Regions from separate parts of the Homo sapiens genome. Here region 2 is linked to region 1. Evidence: read pairs that join two places in POLR2A ChIA-PET (ENCODE). Cell type or tissue: MCF 10A. All regions are shown on one strand. Region 1 overlaps BRD7 (bromodomain containing 7). Region 2 overlaps NOD2 (nucleotide binding oligomerization domain containing 2).

Region 1 (5,000 bases):
TCCTATATCATTTAGCACAATGTCCTCAAGGTTCGTCTGTTGTAGCGTGTGTTGGAATGTCCTTCCCTTCTAAGGCTAATTGCTACTCCATTGTATGGATATACCACATTTTATTTATTTATCAGTCAGTGGACATGTGGTTTGCTTCCACCTTTTGGCTGTTATGAATAATGCTGCGAGGAACATGAATTGTACAAAGTTCTCTTCAGGACCCCTACTTTCACTTCTTTTGGATACACACCCACAAATAGAATTACTGGATCATACTATCTCCTCTTTTATTAATGAGAAAATTGAGGCTCAGGGAGGTTAAGTAACTTTACCAAAGTCTCACAGTTAATGCCAGAACAATAACTCAAATTCTGCCCTTAAGAGGTCTTTAATCTGAAAGAGTTGTTAAAGTAGGCACCAACCTCTGCCCACAGCACATGGGGAAATAAAGTCAGTGCCCTAACAGAGGCAGGGTTCTAGTTCTGAGGCTCCTGAGAGTACATGGAGCTGGGGGAAATCACAGAAGACTTTTCTCAAGAAGCAGCATTTGAGTTGGGCTTTAGAAATCAAAATACAGTGATGTAACACTATATGTTCAGTTAACATGGGGTCAACTATATGCCCTGAGAGAAATGGCTCTTTTTATGGTAGTTCAGTAGAAGTATTCTAAGATTGTAAGTCATGAGTATTGTACTTAATGGGCTACTTCAGGTATTTTCCAAGGTGATTTGACAACCCAATTTTTATTTATGTGCTGCCTTTAGATGATGATCCCTGAATAGAATGATAGGCCACTGCGTAGAGACGTGGAGGTCAGGAAGCCCACACACCAGAGGATTATGGAGCTGTTGTTAGAGGATTAGCTCAAAAATGGGCAAGAAGGAGATGCGTATAGGGGACATAAAGTAAGTCTCTTTTTAAACACAGAATGCATGGAGGGGAGGATAGGGTAAGATCTGAAAGGCAGCTGAGATGGCAGAGTAAGGAGTTTGAGCTTCAGTATGTAGTCAGTAGGAAATCAAAAACTTTGAGTGGAAGAATGATAAAAGCTGAGTGTTAGTAACATAAATCTGGTAACAGTATCTAACAAATATTGAATGGAGAGAGTGGAAACTGTAAGGAGACCTGCATAGAAAGCTTTTTATTGAAATAGCTCAGACGAGTGGTCTCAATTCCTTTATTGAAACTCACTTGCTGTTCTGAAGAACATAGTCCTAACCCAAATGATGTCTTAATAGCTTTGTAGGTCGACTTCTGGTTTAGTTGCTGAAAGAAGTTAGGCCACTCACATTGCTTAGGAATGTTATCAGAATAAAATGAGAAAGATAGTAGTCATTAAAAAAATTTTTTTACTCAAAAGCATTAACACATATAGGATGTTATTATATATAAAGCTAAAATTAAGTAAAACTTTAATGAAAATTACAGTAAATTCCAGTAAGTACCTATTTTATTAAAGCACTATCTATACTAAGTCCAACAGTGGAGGCAGACTCATAACTAACATCCGAGTGTTTACTGTCTGCCAGACACTATTCTAAATTCTTTGTGTATATTTACTATTTTGATCCTTAGAAATAATTCTGTGAGGTAGGTGCTGTTAGTATCTCGTACTGCTGATTTAACTGAGCCACAGAGTATGAGGTAGCTTTTAACTAGAGAGGAGCAGTGACTAATCGTATTAAGCAAAGTGAGAATTCTGGCAAAACACAGTTCATTGACTTGTGCCATCTGTCACACCTGGCATCTCTGGGCTGTTGTGGCTTATCTGCCTTGGCAGAAAACCCTCCCCCTTTCTCAGCATTGGTCTGTGTGTGTCCCTCCTGAGGTAGTCGTCTCAACCCCAAAAGACCTTTCCAAGGAAGGAAGAACTCAGAAAAGGGGCCTATGAGTAGCATTGCTCCTCTGATAGAAGGCTGTTTATCTGTTTCTTTATTCAACAAATATTTACCTGACACCTATTATCTGGCCAGACTGTACTAGGCTCCAGTGATTAAGATAGGTAAATAAATAAATAAAATCCTACAGGAGCTCAAAGTTGGACCCAGGAATCAGACATGAAAGTATAAATAAACCTCACGACCTGGTAAATCCTAAGGGAGGTTTGACTAACTTGTTCCAGGAGTCCAGGGAAAGGTATGCGTCATTCTGCCGTGGGCAGCTAGGGGAAAGCATCATAGAGCTAATGGCTAACGTGTGTAGCAAATGCTGTTTTCAGCCTAGGGCCAAAAATGATGTGCAGCTGCCAGGTAATGAAACATTTTTCATTGGATTCTAAAATCAGCTGTTAAAAGGGAACTCTACATTGTTTTGCATATTGGAGCATCACTTGAATATATGTATGTGTATATATCCTCCGAAAGTAACCAACCTGAAGGACAGTACTTATTACTAAGGACTTTAGCTGTTAATTTGCATGCTTTTGTGTTCCTATGTCATGCTGTCTCCTATGATTAATTACTTCTGCAAATACTTAGCAAGTATTATGTGTTAGGCATTTGCTGAGCTTGCAGGTATGGAGCTGAATAAGACAAGGACCACTGTCCAGAGGGAGCTCCAGTAGAACAGGCAAATGTCATTTGTTGAGTGAATAATGTGGTTCGGTGAGTGTTAAATCCTAATAATCTGAGCAAAGATTTGCTTTAAAAGCATTACACACAGATTAATAAAATAACTTGCCATCAAGTTGTGGGCAAATTAGAATCTAGTCAGAAGAAAGTAAATGTGTTTGTAGTTCATGGAAATAGCCCCTCTTCCTTTCTCCTGCCTCAGATCTTCATGCATACAAGATGTTTCCCCTGCCTGGAATGCTGTTCCCACACACCTACCTCCACCCCCAACCTAGCTAGATTCTTTCTCCTTCAGATCTCAGCTCAGATGTTACTTCCTCATGGAAACCTTCCCACACTTGTCCAGTCTAAATTATTTTCACCCAAAAGTTATTCTGTCCTTGAAATCTGTTTTGTTGTTGTTTTTAAGACTAGTCAAGTGAAGCAGTGGGAATGGGGAAGGAACAAAAAAATCTGTAGCTCGTTGTGATCAATTAGTTGTAAACATGTTTATTTTTTTTAATGAGTTATTTAATGCACATCTCTGCTGTTATAAACCTGTTTGTTTTTTGAATGAGTTATTTAATGAACATCTCTGCTGTTTCACTCTGAGCTCCGTAAGAGTAGGGCTGTGTATATTTTCTCTTTCACTATATAGCCACACAGTAAAGCCTCTTTTATTTATTGAATGAATGAGTGTCCATCATGTGCTAAGTAATGTGCTAAAACTTTACATAAACTATCACATTTAATCCTTAAAATAGTCCTGTGAGGTATGTATTCTTGTGTCTATTTTAAAGATTAGAACGTTAGACTCCAAAAAATTATATAGTTTATCCATGACACCATAGCTAATTACATAGTTTATCCATATCATAGCTTTGTCACCTACTAGTGACGAGGCCAGAATTTAAACCCGCTTTATAAACTAACTGTAAACTCTTCTTCCTTAACTACCTAAAGTTAAATGGCACTAATATTTTTGCTTAGTTTTTTCTGTGTAATTAACAGAATTTACTGTTAACCAGAACTGTGTTAACTTATGGTTTTACGTAACTATATTCATTTAATAAGTGACATTCACAACAAGATTCTGCAACATACTCTGAATTATGAAAAAGAAAATGTAAAGGTTGGAATCAGAATTTTAGGTGGAGAGAGACCTGTAGAGATCACAGCCTTGTGTTGTACAGATGGGAAACTGAGACTAAAACAGTGGGGTAACTTGTTAAAAGTCATATGCTGGTGAACTAGAAGCTAGATCTCCTGATTCTCAGTCTGGAAATAACATGCTATGATATCTCTATTCAGTTTAGGGTAGTTTCCAAGCATATGTTTTTATATTCTTTTTTTCTTTTGGACTCCCTAGCCCCAAAGACTTTTTGCTTTACTGAATGATAAAGTGGTTACGGTAGACCAGGATAACTAGGTAAAGATACTAGGTAGGGGTAGTTCAGAAACATACCCTCCTTTGGTACTTTTTCCACTTGGCTAGTTTATGATTGACCATCTTATCAACTCTGTAAGATAAATAATAACAGTTAAATCTCCATCTTGCATGTGGTAAAGAGGTCTGATGAGAGTAAATGAATTGCCTAAGGTCACAGAGTGGTTTTTTACTTTATTCTTTTTGTTCTTTTTTTTTTTTTTTTGAGACAGGATCTGGCTCTGTTGCCCAGGCTAGAGTGCAGTGGTGCAATCTCGACTTACCGCAACCTCCACCTCCTGGGCTCAAGCCATGCTCCTACCTCAGCCTCCCAAGTAGCTGGGACTCCAGGTGCACACCAAAACTCCTGGATTTCGCTATGTTGCCTAGGCTGGCCTCGAACTCCTGAGCTCAAGTGATCCACCCACCTCGGCCTCCCAAAGTTCTGGGATGACAGGGGTGAGCCACCGCATCCAGCCAGCAGAGTGTTTTAAGGATGAAGCTGGACTCTTAGAGCATAGGTTAGCAAGTTGGCCAACAGTTTTTGTAAATAAATTTTTATTGAAACACAACCAAATTAATTCATTTACATTTTATCTGTGGTGGTTTTCATACTACAACACATACTATAATACAAAAGCAGAGTTTAGTAGTTGTGACAGAACTTAATGGGCCACAAAGCCTAAATGTTTACAGTTTGGCCGTTTTGGGTTTTTGTTTTGTTTTGATTTGTTTTGTTTTTGAGACAGAGTCTTGTTCTGTCGCCCAGGCTGGAGTGCAGTGATGCGTTCTTGGCTCACTGCAACCTCTACCTACGGGTTCAAGCGATTCTCCTGCCTCAGCCTCCCAAGTAGCTGGGATTACAGGCGTGCACCACCACCCGCAGCGGATTTTTGTATTTTTAGTAGAGATGGAGTTTCGCTTTGTTGGCCAGGCTGGTCTCAAACTCCCGGCCTCAAGTGGTACACCTGCCTCAGCCTCCCAAAGCTCTGGGATTACAGGCACGAGCCACTGCACTTGGCCCAGTTTGGTCG
Region 2 (5,000 bases), 340 kb before region 1:
AATCAGGCAATTCAGAGCTCAGTCTGACACCTCAGCCCTATCAACTTTAACAGTTGCATGAGTCAGACGGACAGCTGGTATTACAGCTGGTGTTACCAGCCTCAGGTTTCCTAACAACTGCTATGCCCAACTGAGCAAGTTTACCACACAAAGCCCCCACATTTTATGACAGACAGAGAATAGCACAAGCTCTGGAGGAAAACAGGCCTGGATTCAAATTCTAGCTGGGCCGCTTCCCAGATGGGCGATTTGGGCAGTTTCTTCATTGTTAAGAAACAGTGTAGTCACACTATACCCTTGTGAGGCTTAAATAAAACAATACAGGGAATGGACTGGGTACAGTGTCTGGCACACAGTAGGAATTCACTCAGTCAATAGTAGCAATGGGTATTTTTGGAATTTAGTTCTTTAACTTGCATTTTGTTTCATTCCACAGCATTTTCTGTCCCTAACCTGCAATCAATGACAACTACTTCTTTATAGGAAATTAAAAGGCCATTTGGGAAGACATGTTGGTTGGATATACCACAAGCACCATCCAAATGAAATCAGTAAGGCCACTAAGGGAAGGCCACCAAATCAGAGTCACAGAATGTCAGAGCTCAAAGGGAGCTCAGAGAGAGCTGGATTCTAAAGGCTTAAACCTCAGGCAGTGCAATCCTTTCAAAATCTCCTGCTCTCCTCAGATCTGTTGTCTCCCATCCCTGCTACCCACTCAGCTCAGTCCCAACCTTCAATGTTTGCTTTTGCTGTCTATTTAGCCCTTTCTTAAGATGAATTCTTAGCTCATTAAAATTCAGCCTTAGATGGGCGCAGTGGCTCATGCCTGTAATCCCAGCACTTTGGGAAGCCGAGGGAGGAGGATTACTTGAGCCCAGGAGTTTGAGACCTCAACATAGCAAGACCCTGTGTCTACAAAAAAAAAATTAGCCTGGTATGGTGGTGCTAGCCTGTGTCCCACCTACTTGGAAGGCTGAGGCGGGAGGATCACTTCAGCCCAGAAGTTCGAGACTTCAGTGATTTATGATCGTGCTACTGCACTCCAGCAGCCTGGGTGACACAGTGAGACCCCCATCTCAAATAAATAAATAAACAAATAAATAAACAAATGCCTTCCTTCTTTCCTAATCTAGGCACCTAAGGTTGTAAATTTCCCCCTATGTCCTGCTTTAGCTGCATCCAATAGATTTTGATAAATAATATTCTCATTATTGTATGGTTCTGAATATTTTCTGATTTCCATCATGATTTCTTCTTTGACCCATGAGTTATCCCATTTCTTTTCTTCACCAATCCATGTACTTCCTCTGTTCACATCCTGTCTTCTCTGGGCCCTAGGGATCTAGGCTACCTTCTCCAAACCCCTCAGACCATCTGTACCACATCACATTGCTGAACTTTTAAAGATGACAAGACACAATCTTGTAACTTCTCAGATGGGCTGATTCAATTCCCCTAACAAATTATAAGAGAAACTAAGGTCAGTCCAATAACGAATATGTCTTCTGTACGTGCAACTAATCAGAGAGGACTGCACCACTTCTGCTCTGTAAATACCTAGCCATGTGAGCCAGCTTTAGTGCAGCCTTGAAGACAAATTTATTTATGTCATCAATCTCAATCTAGGGTTATCCAGACTCATGTGAACAACACATACATTTTTGGAAAACAGACAAAAACAAAAACTAAAATGTTCCCCAACCCAGCCCATTTTAACACTGCAGTGTCATTCTAATTCAATCATTCATTCAGTAACTCACTTATTTCATCAACAAATGTTTATGGAGTACCTACCGTGTGCAAAGCTCTATGAACACAACAAACTTTAAGCAAATATGTATGAAGCACCTAATAGATTCTGGCTGAATAAATGAATGATGGATGAATAAGTCAATGACCAGTGCTGGCCAATTGGTCCAGCACTGGCCCCCTCATTAACTACTGTGAGCTTATTCAAACTACTTTCCTTGGTCTCAACTTCCCGATTTATAAAGTGGAATGTTAATGATTGTTCCATCTGCCTCTCAGGAGCCCTAAGAATCACTATTTGGAAGAAAACAAAAGAGTTTCAAAAATACTCAGTGGTCATTTCTCTGACCTTCTGGTCTCTGCTGAGTTACTACATTCTCAGGGGCTGTTATATACCAACTCTGAACATCTATGATCTAATGCAATTTCATGTCAGAAATCCTACATAAACATTTAAGCTATATTAGTTTATAATATGCTATGTTAATTATAAAATAAATTCAATATACTGCAGTGTTATGGTCTGTTGTGCTGTTAATTTAAAACAGACAGAAATAAAAGTGTACAAGTACAGAGTATCACTCATAACAGAAATAATAAATAGCAGCCAGTGGTAATAGACACTATCCTAAGCATTACTCAAATTAACTCACTGAATCCTCCCAAGAGCCTTATAGGATAGGCACCATTTGACTATTAACATTGTTTTGTAGATGAGGAAACTGAAACAAGGGAGACTGAGGCTGGAGAGGCTCCATAGGGAAGCCTGAGATCACACAGGGTTGACCTTGAGCCTGCACCATTCTGGCTCCAGAATCTGAGTTCCTGGCCACCACACACTTCCTCTCGGCAGAAGTGTTCTGTTGGCCAGGCAAAGTGGCTCATGCCTGCAATCCCAACAGTTTGGGAGGCCAAGGCGGGAGGATTGCTTAAAGCCAGGAGCTGGAGACCAGCCTGGGCAACATAGCAACACCCCATCTCTAAAAGAAAAAAAAAAAATTAGCTGTTCATGGTGGTACAGCAGCCGTAGTCCCAGCTACTCTAAGGCCAGAAGATCACTTGAGCGCAGGAATTCAAGGCTACAGTGAGCTATGATTGTGCCACTGCATTCTAGCCAGGGTAACAGAGTGAGAAAAAGAAAAGAAAAGAAGAAAGAAAGAGTTGTACGTTTCCTGCCAAGAGTCAAGAGCAAATTTTACCTGCCTGGCTACCTTTTTAGGGGAAATCCCATGGACCAAGTTACCCCACAGGCTGACTTCATGAGGACAAATCAGTCTTGGTGACTAAGCACCCCTTTCCTGAGAACTCTGTGATGCACACCAGGAGTGCCTCACCCTCTGGGACGGTGTGAAGATCGGCAACCTGATTTCATCACATTCATACTGGCTGACGAAACCCCGCTCCCATGCCAGGTCCAGCATGTTCTCCACATGGCTGTGGAGCCTCCTGACAATGGCTGGCCGGTGACTCTGCAGGTCTCGGGCTGGGTGGAGCGAGTGGGGGTCCCAGCAGCCATGCAGCTTGGGGGACTGGCTGTCGGCCTGGGCTTCTTGGGCAGCCGCGATGAGCTTCTGACAGGCCCAAGTACCCTTATTCCAGACGGTGTCCAGAAGGCGCCTGGCCAAGTGGGAGAGAGGCTGGCCCAGGAGGTGGAAGCCCTCGTAGTCCTCCCAGGAGAGGACCTCCCAGGACAGCAGCCAGTCCAGGACACTCTCGAAGCCTTCCAGGGACCCTGAGACCAGCAGCTCGACCAGCTGGCTCCTCTGTGCCTGAAAAGCCTCCTGCGAGCACATTTCACAACCTGGGGAGGAGAACAAGGTCAGTGCGGGACTTCTCCAGAAGCCAGATGCAGGGTGGTCAGGGAAGGCCAGGGCAAGTCAGCCCCAGCAGAACCCGAGTTGGCCATGGTTCTAGCCTCAGACATTACCCAATCCAAGCTCCCCACCATATAGATGTGAAAATTGAGACCCAGAGAAGGCAAGAAACACCTCAAGGTTCCACAGAGTTTGAAGCAACCAAGAATTAAATCAAGACCCCTAACTCCCATATCCATGCTTGGTCTCCGGCTTAAAACGTTTAAAAAGGCTTGAGGTAATATTAGGAGCAAGAGATCTCCCAAGGTCACTTGAGATCAGGAGCGCTAGACCAGCCCGGCCAACACGGTGAAACGCTGTCTCTACTAAAAATACAAAAATTAGCCAGGCGTGGTGGCGAGCGCCTGTAATCCCAGCTACTCAGGAGGCTGAGACAGGAGAATCACTTGAACCCGGGAGGCAGAGGTTGCAGTGAGCCAAGATGGCACCATTGCGCTCCAGCCTGGGCAAGAGAGCAAGACCGTTTCTCAAAAAAAAAAAAAAAAGACAGAGAGAGAGAGAGAGATCTTCCAAACAATCAGGGAATTCATTCTCTTCGAAGCAGGGTGAGAGGGGCTCTTTCATGCTGGCTGGATTCAGGCTACAGCAGTTTCAGTAACGGCTAATATTAATTAAGCATAAACTACACACCAAGTGCCATTCTAAGTGCTCTCCTGCAGGAATTCACTGAACCCTCCCAGCCACTCTGAAGTAGTGCCTATGATCTACCCATTCTACAGAGGAAGACACTGAGGCACCAAGAAGCTAAGTGATTTGTACGATGTGTCACAGCTAGACAGGCAGAGTCAGGATTTCAACACGAGCCATGTATGACTCCGGAATGCATGTCTCTAACTCTTACATTTGGGTTCCCCACGGGGGCCCCAAGCCCGTGCTGTGTGTTTTGCACACTGCTACTCCAAGGGGTAGACTCAGAATATTGCTCTAAAGGTCCTGTCCTAGGCGAAGTGAAAAATTACGGTGCAAACTAAGTTGTTTCCGAGCGTTCTGGTGCCTTGTCCCCCATCAACACTTCCCACACACACTTGCCCTAGGGCCCTCACCTCCCTCCCACGCCCTCGAAACCACCGTGCACAGACTGCTGCCACTGCTATCATCAGTGACCTGCTGTGCGTTCTGGGAATTTGAGGGCAAGTGACCCTCCAGGAGCTTCAAGCCCTGGCAGGGTCCCTGAGCAGCCAAGAAAATCTCTCAGCATGGTCAGTTCTGCGATTGTCATGGGGTCTGTGGACAAGGGCTGCTGCAGTGCCCCGAAGAAACGAAAGTGAAAGGGTGTAGGCATGGACAACAAAGAGGGCCGTCAGCTTCTTTTTATAAATCAGGGACATTCCCAGACACTCAAGGGAGCAGATGCCAAGTGGCCTGGGGATTTTACCT

The links. ChIA-PET counts read pairs that join two places held together with the same protein. Peaks named below come from ENCODE experiments on the same cell type or tissue, not always from the same donor. Only the 100,000 strongest peaks of a DNase experiment are listed, where the experiment ranks them.
Region 2: POLR2A ChIA-PET joins it to region 1 with 5 read pairs; 3 of 35 experiments call an interaction of 5 or more read pairs at or near these places.

What each region holds. Positions count from the first base shown.
Region 1 is chr16:50,357,688-50,362,687 of GRCh38, reverse strand. The region is part of intron 2 of BRD7 (bromodomain containing 7); the gene reads left to right. Among named protein-coding and RNA genes, the nearest start is that of BRD7, 8.8 kb to the left of the region's middle. In MCF 10A, no CTCF peak of the experiment used is centred here; a DNase peak (open chromatin) is centred at 2,147.
Region 2 is chr16:50,698,038-50,703,037 of GRCh38, reverse strand. It overlaps NOD2 (nucleotide binding oligomerization domain containing 2), which reads right to left. Exons shown (of 12, transcript NM_001370466.1): 2 at 3,084-3,550. The coding sequence starts at 3,542. Among named protein-coding and RNA genes, the nearest start is that of NOD2, 6.9 kb to the right of the region's middle. RefSeq lists an enhancer at 4,798-5,000. In MCF 10A, no CTCF peak of the experiment used is centred here; DNase peaks (open chromatin) are centred at 3,077 and 4,977.